Regions from separate parts of the Homo sapiens genome. Here region 1 is linked to region 2. The links are chromatin contacts, found by Hi-C or POLR2A ChIA-PET in ENCODE. All regions are on one chromosome and are shown on one strand. Each heading gives the region's core, a stretch centred on a gene start or an enhancer-like site at or near the end of the contact. The rest is flanking DNA. Distances are from core to core; before and after follow the strand shown. Region 1 overlaps ERCC6L2-AS1 (ERCC6L2 antisense RNA 1). Region 2 overlaps ERCC6L2 (ERCC excision repair 6 like 2).

Region 1 (6,767 bases), core at 1,474-3,973, 190 kb before region 2:
GCCCAGCCTTATAATGGGAAGCAGATGAGTCCGTGGTTGCCAGGGATGAGGAGTGGAAGGAGGAGCGAGGAGAGATGACGTGAGGAGAGGGAGGACGGAACTTTTGGGGTTGCTAGATATTTTCATTGCCTTCTATGTGCTGATGGTTTAATGGGTATAATTCATACATCAAAATTTACCAAATCGTACAGCTTAAATATATGTACCTTATTGCGTTAATTGTATTTTGATAAAACTGTACTTTTTTTAACAAAGAAAAAGAGGGTCGGGTGTCGTGGCTCACGCCTGTAATCTCAGCACTCTGGGAGGCTGAGGCAGGCGGATCAAGAGGTCAGGAGATCGAGACCATCCTGGCTAACATGGTGAAACCCCGTCTCTACTAAAAATACAAAAAATTAGTCGGGTGTGGTGGTGGGCGCCTGTAGTCCCAGCTACTCGGGAGGCTGAGGCAGGAGAATGGCGTGAACCCGGGAGGCGGAGCTTGCAGTGAGCTGATATCGCACCACTGCACTCCAACCTGGACGACAGAGTGAGACTCCGCTTCAAAAAAAAAAAAAAAAAAATAGGAGTAGTACTAGCGGACTAGCATTAGCCAGCCATTTATGAACCACAGATACACTTTACTACAGATTCGTGCCTATTCACAGCAACGTTGTGGTTACTTACCCACATTTGTACAAGAAGGAAGAGGTCAAGTAACTTGCCTAAGGTCACTCATTTAGAAACAGAGGAATTTGACTTCAAAGCCAATCTCGTGTTTTTTCCATCTTGCCAAAACCATGATAGTGGGGTTGTTTTTTTTTTTTTTAATGGCCACATATTACTCTCCCCTCATTGACTTCTCCCCTTCATTCTGTATGGGCTTACAACTGCTTCAGACAATAAGTATGAAGAAAGTGACTATATAACTTCCGCTGCTAGGTCAGAGAAAGTGACACCGCTTCTATCTCTTCTAGTCTCTTGGACTCTTGTGCTTGAAATACTTGCTCTTAGAATGTTTCCTCTTGGAACCTATCAGCCGTGCTATGAGAAGCCCAAGCCACGTGGAGAGGCCCCATACTTGTAAGTGGTTTGGTCAACAGTCCCAGTAAGTCCGGCTTGGAGCAGCCCAGCTAGGCATGCGAGAGAAGACACCATCTTCAAAGTAAATCCTCCAGCCTCAGTTGTTCCAGTCTTCCCAGCTGAGGCCCCAGACACCACAGAACAGAGACAAGCCATCTCTACTCTGTCTTTTCCAAATTCTCAATCCACAGAATCTGTAAGCCTACTATAAAGGCTATTTTATGTCACTAAATTTGGAGTAGTTGGTTATGCTAGACAACTAGAGTAGTAATTTTGTCTTGGGCTGGCTTGATGGTATAAGTGGATCTAAGCAATATATCCATGGTTTGGGACTATATTGACTACAAAAACAACAAATTAATCCTTCATCTGTTATCAACTCTAGTCTAGTTTTATAGAAATGTCATGTGGTCCCCTAAATGCTGTCATTCAAATAAGACCTTCTTGGGCCAAACAACCAATACATCTTCCTACGTAAGTTTAAATAAAGTCTTTCTGGCTTATGTGAGATCATGAAAGCCTCCTTTTGACACAATAATCCCATGCTCTGTAGTCTGTAAAGTCATTTGGAATTACATGGCAAATGACATTTATAAAGCAACAACTAGCCGGTGGAAGCAACGTTAAATCAGAACATTTTAGTAACTTCAATTTTTATCAAGAGTAGTATGTTTTAGGCTATATTTCTTAAACAAGAAGGCTTGGTCAAGTTTACATTTATTCAGATACCCAAACCATGTCCAGATTATATTTGAACATTTCTTTGAGGGCTCTATGTCCCATTTAATTGCTTTTGACAAGCATGATACCCTCTAAACCTAAATAATGTGTTTCCCCTGAAAACCCCCTCAGCTAAAAACACATTCTACTCCAAGTAAAATGGTTGCATCATCTAAATTCCATTATCTGTAGCATTTTGTAAAAGGCCATGAACTAAGAATGTGCCCTTGTTCTTGATCTCAGGGCGTCTGAAAAAAGACTTGAGCATGAAGCCAGGAGGGGTCTGGCCGCTCGCCCAGGTCTTGATCTCCAGGCTCTCAGCTCACCAAGGTGGGATGCAGCAGCTTGCAACTTCTTGGGGGAAAATAGTTCTTGAGAAATAATTTCAAGGGGTAAACTGGTGATTTTTTGGACAGAGCTTGGGAGAATATCTGGGGCAGAACCGGAAGAAGGGAGAATGTGTGAGAGCTAAAAGGAGGCAACAGCAGGAGCTAAGAACGAGGACAGGGGAGGAAAGAGTGGGCTCAGAGCAGGGGAGGGTGGTGAAGTAACACCAAGAACTCTGAAAACCCTTGTCGCCAACTGTGACTGTCTTCACAAATCCCGACGGTAAAGGCTGCGTGACTCTCCTGGTAACCCTTCTGCCTCGAGGGCCTTTGGCCCTGCCCAACCAATGGTCATGCTGCTGTGTTGGACCCATGAACTGCAAATCCCTTTAGTGAGTGTGTGCAGAGGACTGTGGCAGAAATCCACATGAGAGACTTAGGTACTGCAGTGATCCATCATCTGGGAAGATTAAGTGGCTCTGGTGGCTTCCACGCTACCATCTGACTGTGGTCATCTTGAAAGTTAACTCTTCACTTGTTTTTATCAGTGTGGCTAGCATTGCTTCTGTTCTTAGGTTAAAAATACAACAGGGAAAACCCACTCCACCACCACAAAGCTTAAGCCTGGACGTGGCTAGAGGTTGGTTTTATGAGGTTGTCAGAAATGAATCATCAAGCTACTTGAAGCCAGAGACTCCAGGAAATCTAAACATTTGATAATGCTTGTTTTTGCTTAATTTAGTGAAGCAAGGCCAGAGTCAAACCTGCTGCCATGCACGAGGCAGGCAGATTTTTATAAAAACAGGTTTGTCCTCAAGATTCCCAAACGCCTGTGTCATCAGGCTCTGTCTAGCTCTATTGAAGGCCCACCCTCCTGTAAGAAGCACAGATGCAATTCAAGCCAAGTTCAACTGGATTGAAAGCTCCTTGGGGGTTGTTACTGCGCCTCACACAGCTTTGTGTCCCTCAGAGTAAGCATGTGGGTAAGGTCAGGTTCCCCAGAAACAAATCTGTAAGGTGAGGACAGAGGAGGTAGGAGGTGTTTACTAAGGAAGTGCGCCAGGGAAGGCTGGGCAGGAGTGAGGGAAGCAGGATGATGAGGAGGAGAAGAGCCACACCAGGGGTTATCTCAGGCTGCGACCCGTGGGGTGGCGCCAGCCTGATCTTGCAGGGACCTCAAGAGGATAAGGCACCCGTCAGAGCTTGTCCCAGCTGGCAGCAAAGGACCTGGGCTTTCCTATTCTCCAGGCGTGAAGCCCCTAGGAAATACGACCAATATTTTATCCTGTGGGAATATAATTTGGGTAGGGCTCAAGATTTGGAAAATGATGTATGAGCTGATTGTTTTGCCACCTGCTACACAGGTGTTCAAACATGGCAGAATGTGAGTGAGCTTCTCCACTCCTGGTAATAATCAACGGGGTTCCGAGTGCTGAGTTCCTCCCACATTGCTGCTCTTCAGGGAGTGAGCCTCATGGCCCTGGAGTTCTCCATTAGACTAGTCCGACAAAGCGGGGCATGTTCTAACTATCCAAGAAAACCATGCTCCTTACATATTTAGCTATTATGATTACTTTCCACCACAGCAGTCCTAGCCTCTATGATACAAAGAAATCAGAAAAAAAAAAATAAATTGGATCCAATCTATATTGAATGGCTAAGTTTTTATTAATTCAGTTACCTATGCCACAAATATCTACTGTATGCCTTCTGTGCTCCAGGCAATATGCTCGGGTTTTGGAGACACAGAGCAACAAAATATACAGTTTACAAATGAGTGGACGTTCTTGAAACAAAGGCTGGGAGGGATGGAGGGAGGTGTGAGCCTGGAGGCGTAAGCAGGAGTCCTCCCGGGAGCCTCATGGTGAAACCTGTGCTAATGACCATGCGTTTTCACTGCTCAAATATCGCGGGGGCTCTATGCCTCTTAAAATTTTATCAGTGTCCTAATTTTCTTCCACTGCATCCTAGGAGAACCAAAGACCACAAGATGAAAACATATTCAGACACACCCTTTCCCACTCCAAATCACAATTTTCAGGTCAAGCTCCCCTCAAGGGGATGCATTTCATAGAATTTGGTGATTGTGTTCTTTTAGGTGTATTGTCCACTTTTCCTGGCCTTTTTCTAAATTCTTTTATCTTTTGGGAACATGAGACTCACATAAAATAATAAAGGGTTAGATTATCTTTTTAAATCCGCAATATTTTAGCAATATTTACCTCCTTCTAACTTCAGTTATTGTGCGCAAGCTTTTATTATTGGCATGACATTTTCAAGTTCCTCAATTGACCACATATTGGGATTCATTTTTTGATGTGCAGTATCTTGTAATCCTGAGTACAATCCTTAAAAGGAGAGAGAAGGCCAGGTGCAGTGGCTCACACCTGTAATCCCAGCACTTTGGGAGGCCGAGGTGGGTGGATCACGAGGTCAAGAGATAGAGACCATCCTGGCCATCATGGCAAAACCCCATCTCTACTAAAAATACAAAAATTAGCTGGGCGTGGTAGTGCACGCCTGTAGTCCCAGCTACTCCGGAGGCTGAGGCAGGAGAATCGCTTGAACCCAGGAGGTGGAGGTTGTAGTGAGCCGAGATCAGCCACTGGACTCCAGCCTGGCGACAGAGTGAGACTCTGTCTCAAAAATAAATAAATAAATAAATTAAATTAAATTAAAAATAAAAGGAGAGAGAAACACACTAAGAATGGTGCCGCAGTTCATAATCTCTACTTGGGTTCAGCATTGTAGAAATGTAGGTTCTTTCAGCCTGCCTATCTCTCTAGGATTCAAATTGCCTGATTGAGGTAATGTCGGTTCCTTTTTTTGATGGATTTAAATTTTCTGGTTTACACTAACATCCACCAGATCTCCAAGCCGGTGGCACAGCACAGCCATGTTTCGTCACCACCCCAAGTTCAGGATGTGCTCCCGTGGCCCGCGGGCTTTGAGCTGGAACTCCTGCTTCCCTGGGGAAGCACAGGCACATCAGTGTGCTCGGGGTGTTTGCAGAGAGCTGTCCCCTAGGGACCCCACATGGAGGAGTGGGCTCGGCCCCCTGGGTGGTGTTGGGGCAGGGGAAGGATCACACATGGGCCTCAAGCAAAAGTATGATGGTAAGACTGAATAACCGTCCAGGTTTATCACACTCAGACGTGGAATGTAGTACAATTTCCACAGTCTAAGAGAAATAACCATTTTGTGAAACTCTCTCAATAATTTACACTCTTTAAAAAAAAATCAAAGCTGAAATATTTGATGCCACCATTTAAGAATTTGTGACTTCAAACTGAAGTCGTTAGGTTTGCGTCTCTATTCCACAATTTATTGACTCTATGATTCTGAGCAACTTATGCAAAGTCTAAATAATATGCAAAGTGAGAATAATCATAACAATGTCATGGGCTGAATTGTGTTCCCCCCAAAGACATGCTGAGTCCTAAGCCTTAGGAACTGAGAATGGGAACTTATGTAGAAACCCTACTACACATCTAATTAAGTTAAGGTGAGGTCATGAGGGTGGGTCCTACTCCAACATGACTGTGTCCTTATGAGAAGAGAAGAGACGCAGAGACAAATGCGGAGAAGTCCATGTGAAGATGGAGGCAGAGACTGTAGTGATGCAGCCACAGCAAGGAGCTGCCAACCACAGCTCGGAGAGGGGCCTGGAACACATTCTCCCAGACCCTTCAGAGGAGGCATGGCTCTGCTGACCCCTTCATTTTGGACATGTAGCATCTAGAACTGCGAGAGAAGAAATTTGTGTTGTTTTAAGCCACCCAGTTTGTGGTATTTTGTTATGGCAGCCCTATGAAACTAAAACAATACCTGTCTTGCCTTTCACAAAGGAAATTGTGTACGGGTGCCCTTTGTAAGCTATTATAGAAGGTTCTTATTATTAGGACACTTTCTCTTGCAAGGAAACAGGAAACTTAATTCAAACTGACTTAAGTTTTTTAAACAAGGAAATTTACTGACTCAAGAGGTAAGTGAGTCGCAGCCTGGAGGGACTCAAGTGTGCAGATGAGTCTCTCTGTCACTTCTGCTTTCCAGAATATTTCTTCTTGTTCTAAGGACTCGTGTGGTAACTGCTTGCAGCTCCAGATGCACATCCTCCGAAATTCAGACTCAGGGGAAAAGAGAGTATGTCCCCTGTAGCTCCCCAAAAAATTCAGGATTGTACCAACTCAAGTCACAAGCCTATTTCTTAACCAATAACATGGCTAGGGGATGTGACGCTCCACGTGGCCAAGCTGGGTCACGTGCACCAGTGGAGATAGGGCCTGAGCCCCTCTCAAACCATACGTGCTGAGCATGGGAGAGCAGAGATTCCTCAAAAGAAGCTCATGAACTACTAAAAGAAAGGGAAATCAATATTCCATATCTTCCTCCAATTTCTTTGCTCTCCTTCAAAGCAAAATGTCTGCAAAGAATTTTTTCTATTGTCACAACCTCTGCCTCTTGTCATCCCCAGGTGGGTTTCTGTTCCATCACCTCCAGAATGCAAAGCCAGGTCTCCAATCTGTCCTCTCTGCTCTTGGCCTCTTGTCAGGTTGTCCCGGTGGCCCCTCCCTTCTTCCTGCACACCTGCCCCTCACCCCATCCTGTCCGACCCTGCTCCCTCTTGCCTTCCAGACACCTTGCTGGCTTCTCAACATC
Region 2 (6,310 bases), core at 1,441-3,940:
TGTGGGCAGTCATCAAGCAGCTGAGCTGGAGCCTTAGATGACTAAGTCAGGGACATGGAGGTTGAGCTGTTGATGGTAATGACAATGGCAATTTATAAACTTGGGAGTAGGGGCTAACATGGAGTTAAGATGAGTTTGGAGGTGAGCTAAAGAAAGTGGTGGGCCAGATATGGGTGGGACATCCACATGGATATTGATGTTATCAAGAATGATGGCAAGAGATGGGGTGGGAAGCAAGATTAATCCAGGATCTTGAGAGTTTAGCTGCTAGCAGGAAGCAATGAAGGGGTCACTGAAGATTGAGGAGAGAACAGTTTAGCTGGATGGCATAAATGTTAAAGAGGGGAAGGAGTTTTCTGAGAAAAGAATGGTCTGGAAGCAGCATTGTCTAGAAGCACTAACCCTGAGGTTGGAGAGCTGTGAGATGCAAGAGCCTTGCCTTGCAAGGGCCGCATGGGAAGAGGCAATATCAGCAGAGCACAGGACCATTCAGCATAGAAGCAGAAGACTCGGGGGACTCTTGGTTCCAGGGGCACGGAGGGATGGCTTGGAAGGGTGAGGGATTGGATTAGATCAAGATGTACAGTAGGAGGAGATGAGAGGCCAGTGGTAATGGATGACAGAAGTGAACAGGGATGGGAGGCATGGTTGGACTGGTCCTGCTGGCTTCTGGGGGCAGTGGGAAATGTCTCTGGGTTCAAAGTACTTCCTGCAGGGGTTTGGCGACTCCCAGGCAGCTGGTTCCTCAGCTGCCCAGGGAAGAGCTGGCCCCGCAGCTCTTTGGAGTGCTGGCGTGGCTGGTTGGAGTATGGCTCTCAGCTCTCTGCAGTTGCAGAGAAAGGTGACCACCTTCCACACTGCCACACAGTGTACCTACCCACAGAACAGATCGGCAACAAGGATTTTTGCAGAGTGTGCCTTTTCACTTTGGGCAAATATTTTGCCAGGAGACTGACCATATACCTTTTTTTCCCTAAGTTTGCATGCGTTCTCTGTTCTCGATCGCCTCCAAGAGCCATGTTGGGACACTGGTTTGTTCTGTTCTGGGCTTCAATGTCAGTGCAACTTTAATATCTTCCCTAGATATATTGTATGCTGCTTATAGTCCTTTTTCATCTTCTTTGCTCACCAGTGCCTTCTTAAAAGGTGGTTTTGAAGCTGCCTCTTCAACCTCATGATCAGTAAGTTTGGAGGGGGACTCCTTTGTTGACTGGTAGTCTCTGAGTGAATTATCTAGCTTTCTTTTCCATGTATTTGTGACCTTACAGAGATTAGGGAACTTTGCAGGTGTTAATTCTTTGTGCCCTCTGAGTCAGAAGACTAAGAAATGGAAGTTCTTCCCCATGTTTCTCAATGAGTCGTCCTTCAATGCTCATGAATTTCATTATGTCACAACCTGCACCAGGGAGCAGTGAGGCATGATTGAATCCTTCCTCAATGAAACTTCACATTATAACATATGAGGTCATTTCAGAAAAGGTTGTGATGAGCTTAAACTGACTTATGAAGGCACACCCAGTGACCCCAAGGTTAGGGTCGGTACCAAGTTGAAAGAGTAATCGTGTTATCTTGATGTCAAGACCCTTGCTAGCTAGTCATGCTGCGGCTTCGTTGAAGTCACATGCTGGGTTGAGTTTGACAGAGGTTGTGGTGCCTCCTGGCTTGACAGCTGAGAGTAGAGCACTGAATCTTTTGTTTATCTGCTGCATCAGGTTACAGCTGGGTTTGCACACAGCATTATAGATAAGCGAGAAAGCAGCCTTCACAGCCTTGCACTTGGTGGTAACATTACCCATTTTTCCAGTCAGGTATGCACCATGGTGCTATTTTTATTTTGCCTTTCTCTCCAACAATTGATCTGTCCAGCCTGATGAAATCCTTCAGCTCCGGCACCAGATCAGATGTTGCAATCAGCATTGTGAAAGTGACTGATACAGCACCTGCTGTGGTCGGGGAGTTTGCTTTTGGAATGGACACAATGCTGTACAGCATGCTGCATACGCATCTTGAGCCGTGGGCAGAGCGATGACAGACTCGTCAGCTTCGTTGAGTTCTAGTGGCATGTTCAAGTGTTTCAATCACTATGTGCCTTATTGGCTTTGGTTACCAATTAGGGATGTAGAAGTAAAACTGTCCAACCATGTACATTTTACCACCCTCTTTTCCATTAACTGTCCTAGTCAATCAGAATCAAGACTGCACCTCCCTCTACTGCAGTCACATGATCATCTGAATGAAGTGTTCAGTCCTCCTCTCCTTCCGGAAGCTTAGGCAGACAGAAGATGAATTTAGGTGTGTTCCACCTCCCTTCCTCCAGAAAGAGAGAGGATTTTGAATTGTATCCATGATACATAACTGCTTTTGATACACTTGCTGAAAGATACATATCTTTGGTTTCTTTTTTTCCCCCTTTCCCTAAGTGGGTTATGGAAGTCTACTCTAGTTAACTAACTTTTCTTCACAAACTGGCTGGCTTATGCCCCCTGTTTGTACCCTGCAGTTCCTTAAATTCTTAGAGAAAATTCTGAAGGCCCAGAATTAGGAAAGCCAGTTAAAAGGCAGAAATAAAGTGAATGATAATTATAGCTTATCCTGTAAGCAGCAACCATGTGGCATAGTGTACTTGCAGACTACTCAGATAAAATGAGGTTAGAAGCAGCTCTCCTCCCAGAGGTGACAGCTCACAGGGTCACGGGTGAGGTCGTGGTTTCAGCACAGCAGAGGTGAAGTTACTTTGGCAGTTGCTGAGACACCACCAAGCCTTGGATAAATAAAAGACATCAGCTTGTAACCTTGCCAATCACTTAATCTTTACAAACACAAATATTTAATAGAAGGGCCATGAAAATGGATTTGAAGATGAAAAATAGACAGAATAATATCTCATTACTTCATGTGAAGTGAAAACTGGAACCTCTTAAGAACATGCTTGTTACTTTCCAACAAGAACATTGGCAATTTCCAGGACAGAAAGTTGGAGTCATGTGTATGTGTTACTAAATATTCTGTTGGAGATGAAAGTGGCTGTTGATCAAGCATGTATAGTATCTGGATTTCGGGAAGTTAACAAGACAGTGTAGTGAGGACTAGAAGCCACAGGCCCATCTGAAGCCACAAAAGAAAGTTGTGAGTGTGCTTTATGGTCTGCCCCTAAAAGCAAAGGAAACACAAACTATGTAACCTGGTCTACGTGGCAGAAAGAAAAGTGGCATTGAAGCTCCTACTAACATACATTAAAAGTAATTTTTTTAATGCTAAGGATTCTCTGTTTTGCATAGGATAAAATTCAAACTTCTAAACTTGGCCTACGGACCCCCTATGATTTTTAGCCTCTTCCTTGCAGTTTCTCCTGCCCCTCTGTGAACCAGGTCATCTTGGACCTGAGCCTGTACATGCACCCTCTCCCCCTGGGAGACTTCCTCACTCATCATTACCTGACTGACTTGTCAGGAAGAGACACCCTTTCTATCCACCTTGCCTACCACCAATCACTGACCTAGGTTCCCTTTCTATGAATGCCAGTAGTGCCCCATATTTACCTCATGGTAAATTTACATTATGGGTTTATCACTCTATTCTACTTTGATTTTCATGCATTTGTCTAGCCCAAGTAAACTGTAAACTCCTTGAAGATAGGAAACGGAGTCTTATTTGCTGTTATATAGTTCCTGCTATAGTGCTTAGCACATAACAGGCTCTATAAATATTTGTTAAGTGAATAAATAAATGAATGTTTTAAGGAACTATGGTGTAAAATATAATTTCTAAAACTTTAGGACTTTTAATCAAGTGCTGCTGCACTCACTATCTATGACTTTTGTTCAAAGGAGTATTTATAAACATTGAGCTGTTCTATCTCATGGCCCAAACTCATCATCAGCAAAGCAATACCCATTGTCTTAGTCTGCTTGGATTGCCATAACAAAATACTATAGACTGGGTGGCTTAAACAACAGAAATTCGTGTCCACAGTTCTGGAGGCTGGATGGCCAACAACAAGAAGTTAGCTGATTCAGTTTCTGGTGAGGGCCCTCTTCCTGGCTGGCAGGTGGCCACCATCTCCCTGTATCCTTACATGGCAGAGAGGAAGAGACAGAAGAGAAAGAAACTGTGTGGGTTCTCTGGCATCTCTTCTAAGGACACTAATCCTGTTGGATCAGGGTCCCACCCGTATGACTTCATTTAACCTTAATTACCTCCTGAAGGCTCTAACTCCAAATACTGTTACGTCCTGGGTTAGGGGGCTTCTGCATGATTTGGGGGAGGGGCACAGTTTAGTCCATGGCACCCTCATTTAGGGAAAGGAGCAGGGCTCATTGCCCAGGTCCCTAAATCTTTCTGCCTCTATCTTACCAAGGTTCTTGAAGGCCCATTTCCTCATACATGCATACAACAGCTTTTATTAGTATCTTACACTAAGAATACAACACATTTCTTCTAATAGCATCTCACTCCTTAGCTTAGGTGTCCATGCCAACTGGGGAAAAAATAGTCTAGGTTTATCAGTTTAGAACTTTCCTTTGGGCTCATCAAAAAGTCTTGTGCGATTTCTATGTTGTATTTGTAAAAGAAGGGGAAAAGGAGAGGGAAGGGAAAAAAATGTCTTTCTTAATTTTTCAGAATTTGCTCTTTTCGTTAAGATTCTTTGACAATTTCATTTCATGAGACTTGAATACAATATAGATTTTCAAGTACAGAGTCTATAAATCATGATCCTCATGTCAGTCATAAATTGGCTCAAAGGAGGAGTAGCATGCTGGGCCTCCATAATTCCCAGGAAATACCTAATATAATAGCATAAATCAAAATAACTTACAAAGCTGGTGATTTTGTGAGCTAAAATACTTTTCTCAGTAGCATAAGGGTAGAGGCCTCACTCTACTAGGATAAAATGCGTTTTCATTGTGGAATTCAGCAGACGTATGCTAAAGGAACAAGATTACCTTCTGTGGACTCTACATTTCCTCTTACTGGTGATGAGTTCTTTCAAAATAAAATGTAATGAAAATAACCACTAGTTTTGTTCATTTAATCTTTAGAAAACAATTTGAAGAAATGGCCTCTTATTTTAACTCGTCTTCTGTAAACGAATTTGCTAAACATATAACCAATGCCACATCAGAAGAACGACAGAAAATGCTAAGAGACTTTTATGCTTCTCAATATCCAGAGGTAAAAGAATTTTTTGTGGATTCTGTGTCACAATTCAACAATTCTTCCTTTGAGAAAGGAGAGCAGCGCACCCGGAAGAAATCTGATAAAAGAGAATCTCTTATAAAACCAAGGCTGTCAGATTCTGAAACCTTGTCATTTAAAGATTCTACCAACAAAATTTCTCAAGTTTGCAGCCTAAAAACATATAAAAGAAAATCAGTTAAGTTTCAGAATCATATTTCCTATAGAGAAGAGGTGTTTTTTAATGATGCAGAAACTAAGAAATCACCTGTTAGTTCTACTCAAGAGATTGACAGTGGGAAAAACAGCCAGGCATCCGAAGATACTGTGACATCCCGTTCTCTGAACAGTGAGTCTGAAACACGTGAGAGAAGGTTAGAAAATACCATGAAAGACCAACAGGACCTCACAAGAACGGGCATTTCAAGAAAAGAACCCCTTCTCAAATTGGAAAACAAAAAGATAGAAAATCCAGTGCTGGAAAATACTTCTGTGATAAGCTTACTTGGTGATACCTCTATTCTTGATGACCTTTTTAAAAGTCATGGGAACAGTCCCACACAACTGCCAAAGAAAGTTCTTTCAGGGCCCATGGAAAAAGCAAAACAGAGACCAAAAGATTTCTGGGACATCTTGAATGAGCAGAATGATGAGAGTCTTAGTAAACTCACAGACTTGGCAGTAATAGAGACTCTGTGTGAAAAAGCACCTCTAGCAGCACCCTTTAAAAGGAGAGAAGAGCCAGCAACTTCTCTTTGGAAATCAAATGAGAAATTTTTATGGAAGAAATTTAGCCCAAGTGATACAGATGAAAACGCAACCAATACACAGAGTACCACATAAGCATATAAATGAATTACTGCACCAGTAAACTGCTGCCATCACTGTTTACGGCACTGGATTCCACACTGATTCTATTATCTTGAACACAGTTGTTGACATATATTTTTATTAAATTATTGCTTTAGGATTTTTTGAAGTCTAAAGTATTGTCATGGATCTGTTTTTCTTGATATTTGATTTGATCTTTCAAGAATATGATTGTATTTATAGTATAAACCTCTGTTATGAATTAGAAAAGATTCTAGGTTTGTTAATAGGAGACCTGGGACATCTTTCTTACTATATTACATAA

The links. Hi-C counts contacts between places; a loop is a spot of excess contacts on that map. ChIA-PET counts read pairs that join two places held with the same protein, here RNA polymerase II (POLR2A). Pooled maps may share reads with other maps.
Region 1: a pooled map shows a loop between it and region 2 (5-fold over the local background). The contact joins two enhancer-like sites. A Hi-C loop is called at or near these places in 3 of 37 single-sample maps with no recorded cell type and 9 of 50 pooled maps. POLR2A ChIA-PET finds 5 or more read pairs at or near these places in 1 of 52 experiments (WTC11).

Annotation. Positions count from the first base shown.
Region 1 is chr9:95,820,253-95,827,019 of GRCh38, forward strand. The region is part of intron 2 of ERCC6L2-AS1 (ERCC6L2 antisense RNA 1); the gene reads right to left. Among named protein-coding and RNA genes, the nearest start is that of ERCC6L2, 52 kb to the right of the region's middle. RefSeq lists an enhancer at 2,832-3,041. Within about 2 kb of position 2,724, at least 3 of the 41 ENCODE cell types and tissues checked have a DNase peak (open chromatin) inside an H3K27ac peak, as active enhancers do.
Region 2 is chr9:96,007,186-96,013,495 of GRCh38, forward strand. ERCC6L2 (ERCC excision repair 6 like 2) reads left to right here. Exons shown (of 19, transcript NM_020207.7): 19 at 5,040-6,310. The coding sequence ends at 6,018. Among named protein-coding and RNA genes, the nearest start is that of LINC00092, 11 kb to the right of the region's middle. Within about 2 kb of position 2,691, at least 5 of the 41 ENCODE cell types and tissues checked have a DNase peak (open chromatin) inside an H3K27ac peak, as active enhancers do.